Regions from separate parts of the Homo sapiens genome. Here all the other regions are linked to region 1. Evidence: chromatin contacts called from ENCODE Hi-C or POLR2A ChIA-PET data. All regions are on one chromosome and are shown on one strand. Each heading gives the region's core, a stretch centred on a gene start or an enhancer-like site at or near the end of the contact. The rest is flanking DNA. Distances are from core to core; before and after follow the strand shown.

Evidence for each region. A loop is a pair of places that touch in the nucleus more often than their neighbours do. ChIA-PET counts read pairs that join two places held with the same protein, here RNA polymerase II (POLR2A). Pooled maps may share reads with other maps.
Region 2: a loop to region 1 is called in a pooled map, with 5 times the contacts of the local background. The contact joins the promoter of NDUFS2 here to the promoter of ARHGAP30 in region 1. A Hi-C loop is called at or near these places in 8 of 50 pooled maps. POLR2A ChIA-PET finds 5 or more read pairs at or near these places in 9 of 52 experiments (CD4-positive, alpha-beta T cell, CD4-positive, alpha-beta memory T cell, H1 and 5 more).
Region 3: a map of naive thymus-derived CD4-positive, alpha-beta T cell shows a loop between it and region 1 (17-fold over the local background). The contact joins the enhancer-like site here to the promoter of ARHGAP30 in region 1. A Hi-C loop is called at or near these places in 3 of 168 maps with a recorded cell type or tissue (naive thymus-derived CD4-positive, alpha-beta T cell and right lobe of liver) and 9 of 50 pooled maps. POLR2A ChIA-PET finds 5 or more read pairs at or near these places in 8 of 52 experiments (CD4-positive, alpha-beta T cell, CD4-positive, alpha-beta memory T cell, GM12878 and 5 more).

The regions. Positions count from the first base shown.
Region 1 is chr1:161,067,313-161,071,366 of GRCh38, forward strand. It overlaps ARHGAP30 (Rho GTPase activating protein 30), which reads right to left and starts at 2,579. Exons shown (of 12, transcript NM_001025598.2): 1 at 2,216-2,579. The coding sequence starts at 2,312. NECTIN4 (nectin cell adhesion molecule 4) reads right to left here. Exons shown (of 9, transcript NM_030916.3): 9 at 3,686-4,054. RefSeq lists an enhancer at 1,872-2,418 and a silencer at 2,315-2,464.
Region 2 is chr1:161,199,978-161,203,619 of GRCh38, forward strand. NDUFS2 (NADH:ubiquinone oxidoreductase core subunit S2) reads left to right here and starts at 2,390. Exons shown (of 14, transcript NM_001377299.1): 1 at 2,390-2,503; 2 at 3,460-3,566. The coding sequence starts at 2,409. RefSeq lists enhancers at 342-1,063, 2,328-2,657.
Region 3 is chr1:160,835,597-160,839,763 of GRCh38, forward strand. CD244 (CD244 molecule) reads right to left here. Exons shown (of 9, transcript NM_016382.4): 4 at 3,343-3,453; 5 at 2,855-2,922; 6 at 599-658. Among named protein-coding and RNA genes, the nearest start is that of CD244, 25 kb to the right of the region's middle. RefSeq lists enhancers at 1,616-2,130, 2,134-2,263. Within about 2 kb of position 2,060, at least 12 of the 41 ENCODE cell types and tissues checked have a DNase peak (open chromatin) inside an H3K27ac peak, as active enhancers do; they include CD4-positive, alpha-beta T cell and GM12878, where a contact is called at or near this core.

The DNA.
Region 1 (4,054 bases), core at 1,329-3,828:
CTGTAATCCCAGCACTTTGGGAGGCCGAGGCGGGTGGATCATGAGGTCAGTGTTCGAGACCAGCCTGGCCAACATGGTGAAACCCTGTCTCTACTAAAAATACAAAAATTAGCTGGGTGTGGTGGTGCCTGCCTGTAATCCCAGCTACTCTGGAGGCTGAGGCAGGAGAACTGCTTGAACCTGGGAGGCAGAGGTTGCAGTGAGCCGAGATCACCCCACTACACTCCAGCCTGGGACAGAGCAAGACTCCATCTCAAAAAAGAAAGAAAGAAAGAAAGAAAGAAACCTGAACAATCTATCAAAGATTAGGAAAAGAAAGAATTCAGTATATACAGGGCTTAAGGAAGGAAGAGACCCATGTGGGGGCAAAGAGCTGGAGAGAGGGCTGAGATGGAGCAAGGCTGTGGGGATGGGGGAGACCAACGTGATCAGGGAGGATAAATTAAGCGAAAACAAAGATCTCTCTGCTCTCATTTTTTTGTGGATGTTGGATTAAAGAGAGGAACCATCACCAGCCTCTCTCTGTCCTTCCTTCCACTTTCCACCTCTCTGTACCAGGAAGACCTGAGGGATAGGGAAGGAGCCACCACTGCTACTCTGGTGCCCAAGATCAACCCACCCTTGGGTTCTGTGAGGTTCTGGTCTCCTGCTCTCGGATTCACCTAGGATCAGGATTCAGCAATCAGATCTGTCTGTCCCCTCTAGAGAGTGTGCCCCTTCCCTGCTAGGAATCCAGGAAGAGGCCGGGAGGGTTATAGGAGCAGGGTCTGGGCTGGCTGTGGGTTCAGTGTTTCAAGATAAAATTGGTTGGTGGACCACAAAAAAGGGCAGTACCAGGAAAGGCTGAACTGAGGGTTTGCATTGAGCTGGGAGGAGCACATCATCCCCAATTAAATCTCATAATCCTTGGCTAAGAATCATAGCTCTTGAGAGGAGTCCCTTAGAAAGGAGTAAGCCCTGCACTGATGGCTGTGCCACCTCCACTCTGCCCAGTGAGAAGAGGAAGGCTCAAATAAGCTCGCTTCAGCTGTTTAACACTCTTCCTTGGGGTCTGGGCTTTCCCTTAACCAAGGGCAATGGGGATAGGGGTCCTCTCACTGGAGGAGAAAAGGGGAAGGAGGTGTCTGGGGACGCAGGGGCGGGGCTAAGAGCAGGAAATGATCTGGGAACCACCATCACCCTCCCTCCGCTGCAAGCACCACAGCCCAGAGCAGAGGAGGGGACAAAGAGGAAATGACAGATTGGGGTGGGGTGGAATGGGGTGGAGTGGGGAAAGAATTATGCCTTTCTCTAGGAGGAGCTTGAAGTGCCAAAAACAAGCTGGGCTGGGCAGCCAGGGTGCCTGGGTTCAATTTCAAATTGAATCAAGAAATGATTTTGAGTGGCTGCTCCATGCCAGGCCCCGTTGTGAACCTGATATTGTCCCTGGTCCTTCTGGCTTCAAAGCCCACTCTAAGGTAACCCAGGGAGGGAGCTGGGTGAGCTCCACAGACAGCTCCACACCCACCCTCCTTTGCACCCTCCACCTCCAGCTTCAAGCCAGGCCTCACACCCTCTCTTTCATTCTTCCCCATTTCAGCAGCTTCTCCCCTTGCCCCCCACTTTGAACCTGTTTCTCTTTTGCACAGGGACAACAAGAGAATCACAAAGACTAGGGGCAGAGGTTGTTTCCAGCCCGACATCATCCCCTGCGGCCCAGCAAGGCTGCAGTGGGAACAGAGCCCATGACCTTGTCCTTGGGTGTTCTCCAGCCAGGAAACCACCCGCCTCAAGGGCCATCTTGAGACCCTTCTGGGGCCATTTCCCTGTCTCCTTTCATTCAGACCTAAGGATAATCATTTCCCCTTCAGCCACTCCTCTCCTGACCCTGTCGCCTCACCCTCCCTCTCCTGTTCCCAGTCACCTGCCCGCTGTTTCATCCACTCCTCCTCGGTTTCCAGTCTCTCCATCCTCCCCCTCACTGCTACCTGGGTACTCACATTCTCATCCCCTCAGCCACCCCATCCCCAGAAAGTTACACAAGGGAGCCGCCCTGCCTTCTTCACTGAGCCACATTTCCTGTCTTGCCCACTTACAGTTCTCTTGAATGGTGACCCCAGGCCACTGCCCCTTCCCCAGGAGCACCGGAAACTGCTTCTGCCCTTCAGGCTGGATCGGGCTGCAGATGCCCAGTGCCTCCCCACCCACCCTGCAGAAGCTGAGCCGGCCTCCTTACCCTCCTGGCCTGAGTGCTGCAGGTGCTCCTGCAAGTCGCACCCAAAAACCCGCTCCTTTGCGCTGCCCTTCTTCTTTCCTTTCTGCCGAGACTTCATGGCCAGAGCCCCAGGGCACTGGCCCGGTCACCTCTATCCCCCAAGACCTGTGCCCTACCAGTCCCCCATGGGATCCCAGCCAGCTGCTGGGCTTGGCCCGGCCCCAGGGGGGCAGGGCTCCCAATTGGGGGTGGAGGGTGGCCTGGGCAACGGGCAGCAGCTCCTGCCCCTGGGGCCCCGGCCACACGGAAGTGGCTGTTGAAGAGGAAGCTACCAGGACCCTGGCAAGAAATTGTGTCCTGTGTCTCGTGGCCCAGCCTGGCACTCGCCCTCCTCGCCCCGCTCAGCTTTAGGGGGCAGGAAGCAGTGCAGCTCCTTAACCCACTTCCTGTTAGAGCATCTTTGCAACCACAGGGCCTAGGGTGGGGGAGGTAGCTGACATTCACATCCTCACCCTTTGCTTGGACTTCATTCATTGGTCAGGGGAGGTGATGTCAGAGCCCTGGGGTGGGGTGATGGCGTCTGTGGTGTGAGCAGGTGACCAACTCCCTTAGAGACCAGAATTCTTGGGTCCAAGGTAGAGACCTGGGGCTTGCCTGGGAGCAAGTTGACACAGGGCTGTAAAAAGCACACTCACAAGGGAGGATGCCTGGGTTCTGCCTCTGATGGATCTAGCACCTCAGTCAAATCGCATTACTTCACTGAGCCTCAGTTTCCAAACCTAGGAAAATGAAGGGAGCAGACTAGAGGACCTTTAAATCCTCCCACCTCTAAGAGTCTGTAAAACTCATTTAACTTGAGTTTCAGTTTCTTTACCTGTAAAAAAGGGTACACTGCTGCCTATTTCACATAGCTGTTGTTGAGTCTCCAGTACAATAAGGAATTCAGGCTGGGCGCAGTGGCTCACGCCTGTAATCCCAGCACTTTGGGAGGCTGAGGCGGGTGAATCACCTGAGGTCAGGAGTTCGAGACCAGCTTGGCCAACATGGTGAAACCCTGTCTCTACTAAAAATACAAAAACTAACTGAGCATGGTGACGGGTGCCTGTAATCCCAGCTATACGGGAGGCTGAGGTGAGAGAATCGCTTGAACCTGGGAGTCGGAGGTTGCAGTGAGCTGAGATAGTGCCACTGCACTCCAGCCTGGGTGACAAAGTGAGACTTCATCTCAAAAAAAAAAAAAAAAGGAATTTAAAACACTTTGCAAACTAAGGTACTGGCCATCCTCGAAAGGGTTCTTAGCTTCACTTTCCTACCAGGGGACTCTCAGAGATGGCCAAAGGCCTTGTGGAGGCCAATTCTTTCCCTTCCCTCCCAGCTACAGGCATCCTAAGTCTTCCCCTACTTGGGACTACAGGAAGGATGGTACCGAGACAGAGAGTATGTGACTCAGAGCTTACACAGTTCAAGGGGCAAGACAGGAGCCAGACAGAACAAGTTTTGTCTGTTTATTTAAAAACAGAATATCATTTTATGTACAAATATGCACATATTTACATAAAATGTACATGTTAGGATCTTAGATCTTCAGGCTCCACATTCGAAGTCCTAGGCTGGCTGGGGAACGAAGGATGGGAGCCTCTCCCTTAGGCCAGAAATCCAGCAGATTTCAGACTAAGAAGAGTTTGGGTACTAAATCTAGGTATTCTGGCTGAGTGTATCTGGGTGGGCCAGCTAAAAATAAACCTCATTGAACTCCAGCCCCAACCCAGAGAAACATCCAGAAGAGCCTTGAATTAGTGATCCAAAACCCAGGGGGAAAGGCGACATTCTCACCCCCAGCACCTCCTTCACCTCACCTCA
Region 2 (3,642 bases), core at 1,140-3,639, 130 kb after region 1:
CTAAACCCTCCCCCAGCCTCAAGTCAGCCAGCCCCCAGCATAGGCAAGACTTGCTCTCAGGAACCCAGATTCACCCAGTATCAATCTGGGAGAATCCCCACCTGGCTCCCACCATCCACCCCACCTTGCTCTGAGAACCCAGTGGTTCCTGGAATATCTAGTCATCTTTTCTTTTTAATTCTCCCTGGGGCAGGGAGAGGGTGGAGACAGCATTGTGCATATAGGGAAATTAGGGTACTGGGAGAAATCCATTGCCTGGGGTGGGGAAAGTGGCTGGGGAGGAAGAGGTGGTGTTAGGGAAAGGAAGCAAATTATTCCTTTGGCTTTGGATAGGAGGGAACTCGGAAAAGAGGTCTTGGGTATGAACTCTCAAGGCAAGGAAGGGTTCAGAAGTAGGGGCAATTTCTGCTCACCCCATCCTCTGGCTGCTTGTTTCCCCAGGAAATCCCCAGGAAGGAGAGTGCAGTCAGCAGTCTCTTTCCTTTCCCAGAAGTGGACCACCTCCTCTTGCCTCTATTCCCCTATTCACTCTGCTTTGTCACCTCCTGTCCCCCGCATATCATATCCGTCAGAATACTTCCTTTCCCCCTCCCTTCCTGCTCAGGTCGGTAATACCTGCCCTGGTGCCTATCACTTCCTGGATCACCCACCCCCTTGTGACTGCCAGACCCACCTCTTGACCCACCACTTGCCTGACCCTGGTTCTAAGCCAACGGGGCTGGGACTAGAGGAGTCGGACAAAGGGTGGGAGACCAGAAGGGGCAGGGGCAAGAGGAGCTATCACCAGAGAACTCTACTGCCCCTTTCCACTCCCCTATTTGAGATGAGGACAAAGGGGGTGACTAAGCAATGAAAGACAAAGGGCTTTAGAGTGGCTGCAGCAGTGTGTGTGGGGGTGTTGGCAGCAGGGAGAAGGCACAAAAGCTGCAGTGTCCTAGGCAGCCCCTCAGGAGCCCCCCACCCCAGTCCCAGCTCAAGCTGCCTCCAGGGCCAAGCAGCCCAAAGTCTATCCTGACTTCTCCCAGGCTGGATCAAGGCAAATAAATGCAGTCCTTCCCATCCCCCACCACCATGGCCACATTTGCTGTGTTTCAACAATAGAAAGAAGGCCCAGGGAAAGAGCAAGGAATGAGGACAACAGAGGGACCAAACCTCTGCCCTGGCTCTGTGGCAGCTGCCTTGTCTAGCCCAGGTCCTGGTCAGTTCCCACAGCTAAGGATCTGGCCCCACCCTTTGGTACAGTTCCCATTAGGTCAATTCCCAGGCCAGAAGTCTGGCTTTCCCCTCTTTCTCTGCAGTGAAGAATTCCACCATCTCTGCTTCCTGGTCTGTCTGCCTCACCCTGCTGCGCTGCTGGTGGGCTGTGTCCCTGGGATCCTGTCTAGGGGATATCTGGGGAAGGCCTCTTTCCAGGCTCAGAGTTGGAGAGTTGTACAAACTCTACGGGTGGGTGGCCCAGCTGGAGTTGGGCTTAGAGGCAGAGGGAGAAAACAGGAACTAGCCTCTAAGGCTGGAAGAATCTTTGTCCATACAGAATTGTGATCAGACTCCTGGTGCTACTACATTTCCGTGCTGTTGGCCATTACCCAGGAGGGCTATAGCAGGGTCAGAAAGACGTTAGGGAAAAGAGGCTGACGCAAGACGGAAGTGGGGTGTGAGGCATCTCTAAGGGCGCTTCCTGGGTCTGTGATTCTGTAGGTTCGGGAAGCCTGGAGGATGTCAGGGTCACCCACAGAGGACCTCCACTCCCCCATCTGGGATGAGGTGGCTCCTACACACCCCGACACTCCCCTCCGCACCACCAATGCCGGCGGCCTTGGCATCCTATTCTTTTTTGTTTTGGTTTGGCGGGAGCTCTCAGACCCGCCCAGCCCCACTTAGGCTCCTTTCTCCAATCTCAATTTATGACATCTGGAAATTAGCTGGCTTTCCCAACTCCTGTCTTTTGGATTCAGTGATGGGAAAGTAATTGGCAAAGCCTGGGGCTACCCTATAAGGGCAGGGCTCAGATACAATCCGAGAGCAGGACTAAAGCATGAGGGCGGCCAAGGCGGAAGGGAGTAGGGAAGGAAGCGCCGCGCGTTTCCAAGATACGCAGGCGGGCTCGGCGAGAGAGCACGAAGTATCTGCCCCACGCAGGAACGGCAATTTTCCCTTGCTCGCTCCTAGAAAAGCCAGCCAGGAGCTGTGGGAGGAAACGCCCTCAGTAAAGATGACCGCGGTCACTGTTATCTAAACGCAAGTGAAGCCGAGTCACAGGACCCGGATGTTGTCAGTTCGACGGTAAACGACCCTGCCAGCTTCCAAGAGGGCGGCTTCACTGTGCGAATAGGTGAGAAGCCAAGAAGGAGGCGCGCTGGAGTTACTTCCGCCCGGTTCTCCTTCCCGCAGTCTGCAGCCGGAGTAAGATGGCGGCGCTGAGGGCTTTGTGCGGCTTCCGGGGCGTCGCGGCCCAGGTGCTGCGGCCTGGGGCTGGAGTCCGATTGCCGATTCAGCCCAGCAGGTGAGATCGAGGGCAGCTCTCGACACACTTTCTCCAAGGCTAGGGTTTCTCAGGTTGGGGACGCTTTACTCCCCCAGAAAATAATAACCCAAGCCTGTGACCCCATTGTCCATCCCTGATTTCTTGGGCTACGGGATGCAGTGGCGCCCACTCTGGCGAGGGAGGGGAGAGGGTCTAGAGTTCGTTCGTGCCGAGGTGAAATCAGCGGAGTGGGAGACTCTGCTTTTTAGCTTCAGTAATTTGAATGCACCTCTCCTGTCATACCTGAGTAGAGCTCAGCCAAAGAGCCAGAATGCTCGCTGTCTCTCTGTCGTTGACCTTGAACAAACACTTTTCTCACGTTCATATTCACCTGGTTGATAATATCAATATGATGAAAATATGAAGAAGCTAGGATCCCAACCTTGCATGCCCAGGGGTGATGGGTGGAGTTATTCCAGGAATAATTTGTTAGTAGGAATGGAACCTCTAGAGTTCCAGCTTGTTTTGCCGAAGCTACATTAACTTCAGATCAGTGACTTGGCATTAAAAAATCCAGGACATTGGCTGGGCGCGGTGGCTCACACCTGTAATCCCAGCACTTTGGGAGGCCTAGGCGGGCAGATCATCTGAGGTCGGGAGTTCGAGACCATCCTGACCAAAATGGAGAAACCCCCGTCTTTAAAAAAATACAAAATTAGCCGGGTTTGGTGGCGCATGCCTGTAATCTCAGCTACTTGGGAGGCTGAAGCAGGAGAATCACTTGAACCCGGGAGGCGGAGGTTTCAGTGAGTCGAAATCACACCATTGCCCTCCAGTATGGGCAACAAGAGTGAAACCCAGTCTCAAAAAAAACAAAAAACAAAACAAAACAAAAAAACAGGTCATCCTTCCTGGGTCCCCTTGAGAGTGAATGGGAACACAGGAACCAAACACTGTTCAGGCCCTTTGTCTAGGATCTGTCTTTGACTCCCCAGAGGTGTTCGGCAGTGGCAGCCAGATGTGGAATGGGCACAGCAGTTTGGGGGAGCTGTTATGTACCCAAGCAAAGAAACAGCCCACTGGAAGCCTCCACCTTGGAATGGTGAGTGACCAGAGTTGCTGTCCCAACCCACACCCATCCCTGCCCCCAGCTGATTTCCTTTTCTTTTTTTGAGACA
Region 3 (4,167 bases), core at 810-3,309, 230 kb before region 1:
TGAGATCCTGTCTCATAACGGGTATACCAAAAATCTCACAAATCACCACTAAAGAACTGACTCATGACACCAAATGCCACCTGTTCCCAAAAAAACCTATGGAAATAAAAAATAAATAAAGAGACCCTGTCTCTAAACAATAAAATTGTTTTAAAAGAAAAGAAAATGGACATTATTGCTAAGTCATAATAAAATAAAAGAGATCAATGCAGATTCATTCTTTCCTGAAAACGAATATAATAGGGAATAGGGATAAAAAGTGCAAGGGCCCCAAGTATTAGAAGCAGCAGCAGGGCAAGAAAGCAGAAGTTGAGTCCCCTAACCAGGTTTCTGCTCCTATAGACTTTATCTGGGCCAGACCTTCTGCCAGACACGGAAGAAGAAGGAATGTCCACATCAGGCTTCCCAGCTGTGTTAAGATGCTCTAGTATCACACGGATCTTTTCAAATAATGTGTTAATGCAACTGAAGCCAAGCTATCTTCTGGATTCTAGAAGCACCAAGATCTTATTCTGCCATTCAATGGTGTGAGTTTCAGGGGGGCATTAGGAAACCCCAGAGATAGGTATGGAATGGACTAGAGAAACTGGAGAGGTACCTGGGACTGGATCATAGAGTAGATGGTGCTCCCCCCTCCAGGAAAAGTCTGCTCCTGCTCCTGCACAAGAAATGGAGATGGGGTAACATGAGCGACAGTTCGGTCTGTCCAGATTTAGATTGAGTGGGGAAAAACAGCACAAAGAAGAGGGCTTTTCAGGAGACTGGGAGGGAGGTGGCAGGACTGGGGAGAGTCATTGATCCTCCCAAGATGGGAAGAGACAGGAAGAAGAGCAGTTTGGAGTGGAACCATTAGTATCAGGAGCAAGGAACCACCTAGGTGTGAGGGGTTCCAGCAACCCTGCTCAAAGAGAATGCTGTCACTTTCTTTCCTTTAGTAACTTAGAAACCCTTCCTTGCAGAGCTCTGAGTAGGGCTGTTATCTGAGCCTTACCTCAGAGCACTGAAATTCAGAAAGTTTAAACATTTCAAAGACCAAACACAGTTAAGCCCTCTCTAGATCATCTTTGAGGCCACCTTGCCCTTGACCTCAAGTCAGCGCCCTGGGCAGCTATAGTGCTGGGTGCAGCCCTGAACCCAAGGGCCAAAGCAGGAAGCAGAGCTTCCTGCTTCCCTTTTCTTGTTCCTACCCCTTAGGAAATCGGTGGTGGAGGTATTTCATGCTGCCGGCCACTGAAAGCATATTGCCAGTTTGGGTTCTACTGGGAGCCAGTGGAGGCAGCAGGGTTCATTAGGCAAGGTGCAAGCAAAATTCCTGGAAGCAAGAAGAAGCTAAGAGAAGCAGAGAACTGTCAGCTGTCCTTAGAGGCTGGGGAGTCATGGGCATCTGACAATGTCAATAACTTCATTTGTGTTTTAAAATACTGCAGGAGTTTGTTGCTTTTCTCTCCCGTCCAGACCCGTGTGAAGTGTTTCTAGAAAGATTAGAGCTGGGTCTCAAAGTGAGACCACATGAAACTTGAGATTTAGGCCTTCAAATTGGAGCCCTGAGACAATAGGGAGAGGCCAGAGAGGGCTGAGGCCAGGCAGGGAGGAGCTCTTGAGTCGGAAGAAGTAAGCTAATAGGCCTGAATCCCAAAGAGGTTTCCTTTGCTCTAAGTTGTTTTTCCTCCTGTGGTCTCCTAATCTCAAGTCATCTTCTTTTTGGAAAAATAGATTATTTTTAGCAAGCACCCGGGCATCACTGGCTGTGGGTAGATTCACATGCTTTCAGGAATTTGTACCAGAGTCTGGTAGCAGTGAGAGAAACAAAGTCCCCTTTTATTATTCACATTCCAATAGCCACTGCTTTATTTTTCACATTCCCATAGCCACTGCTGGGGCAAAAATAAATAAATAAATAAAGATAAAAATAAAAAAACAGGCATGGGGAGCTGCTCTAACAGCCTCTGAACCCAGAGGCATCTGGGAGAGGATGCTTGCCTGCTCTGCGAGGCTGCACAGGGCCTCACGTATGTGGCCAGCACGGAAGAGCCCCACCACATGTGCTTCCTGCGTGCTGCTGGGTCTCCACAGCAAAGCGCCAGGGGGCAGTGGAAAGAAGGCACTTCCGCCCCACTTCACCCACCCTGCCCCACTTCCTGCCAGCAGTTTGGTAGGCTCCATCAGAGCTTTTCCCCTGGGCCTGTCACCACATCTGCCCTAAGCGAGACACAGCAGTGGGGGCATCTGCAGGCCCTCTGCAATTTCCTCCTCTTCTAATTCTTGGATGACAGGCAGAGTTGGCCCCTGCCTGCTGCGAAGAGCAGGCGAGAGGCTCCTGGAGGAGCCTACTCAGGCTGGTGGGCTTTGTGCCAGGCTGGTTACTCTCTCTAGTACCTCAGCCACACTCAGGCCTCTTCTTCCAAAAGGCTGTGAATGCAGCCTATTGAGCCAGCTACAAAACTATTATGCTTTGGCTGGTCACACTTCCCAGCCTGTGTCACCATTAAGGGACTCATGAATGTAAGCCCTGACTCATTAGGAAAAAGAATTTGTGGTCAGACAACAAATACCACAGCAGCACTCTGCCTCTGTCATTGATTTCTGTTGTGCTCCATCCCTTCTCAGCAGGTGCAATTCTGCACCAAGATGCCCCTTCAGCCTCCCTTTCATCTCCTCTGCTCCTTTTGTTTCCTCTTTTCCTCCATCACCAGAACTAGGAAGCAGGTGGAGAAAAGATAGATGGGGAAGGGCTGAGGGTCACATCAAAAGGACAGTCGTTCAGTCCTTTTTGTCCCTCTGCTCTGAATAACCATCATTGAAAGAGCATTTTCCAAGCCAGCTGAGAGAGACCCCAGCCTCCGGGATGACATACGTGATTTCTCCTGGTTTTCAGATCCTTGACATCTTCGTAAATTGTCAAAAATTCCTTGGGACTGGTCTCTGAGGGAGGAAGAAAACAAAGAGCAGAGCTGCAGAAACCTCCAGAAGGGCTTTTGCTTCTAACAGGTCCCACCTCTACCCCAAATGGCCAAACCTTAAAAAAGGTTCTAGAAAGGAGGCAAGTTAATGCTCTTCCCAGGAACCCCAAAGAGCACAGAGGCAGCAACCGAACTGCCCCTCCCACACCTCCTCCCAAACCAGCTGTCTACAGGGAAATCTGCGCATTGGGATCAGAAGGCATGAACTGGGAGAGAGAGCCTAGCAACCTGCTTGCCCCCCGCCACCACGCACACAAACATACCAAAGCTCGTTGAGGAAAAGGAGATGCTGTGCTCCCAGACACATCCCACTGGACGCAGGACAAAGTCACAGGATCCAAGGCCTCAGGCAGGAGCACCACCCTAAGGACCTTCCACTCACCTGACTGCTTCTCCTTCCTCTTTCTCCTCCACACACAGAAGCAGGCAAGGGTGCCAAGGAACAGTGCGCTTAGAATCACGATGATCACCAAAAACGGCCAAAATCTGAATTCTGAGGAATACAGAAGGCGTGAGAACTGAGCTGTCAGCTCGCTCTCTTCTTCCTTCCCACCTGCCTGCTGCAGGGGCTGCCTCAAAACCCACTTTTCTCTGTGTTGTGGCTGATTGCCTCGTGCTCTGAGAACTCACGGTCAAGGTTTTCTCTTTGCTCATTTGGTTAACCTCCTCTGAGTGATGCCAAGAGCATAGATATATCAGACAGGCCTGGCTCAAATTCTAACCCTGTGAGCTCTGCACTATTTATTTAACCTCTCTGGGCCTCTCAAGTCATCTTATTTTTGGAAGATGCCTCAGAGCCTCTTAGATTTTCTCACCTGTAAAAGGGGATAACGTTATCTACCTATAGGGGTTAATTACATGATCTAATACAGTTGCCCTCCAAAGTTTTGAGTTCCACAATGTGGATTCAATGAATTGTGGATCCAGAATATTCAGGGAAAAAAAATGCATGTGTATTGAATATGTAGAGGCCTTTTTCCTTGTCATTATTCCCTAAACAATACAGTATAACAACTATTTAAATAGCATTTACATTGTATCAGGCATTATAACTAATTTAGAGGTGACTTAAGTAAGGTATACAGAAGGATGTGTGCATAGGTTATATGCAAAAACTGCACCTGTTTATGCCAGGGACTTAAACATTCGTGGATCTTGGCATCTGTGGTTGCGAGGTGGGTCCTGGAACTAATTCGTCATGGATACT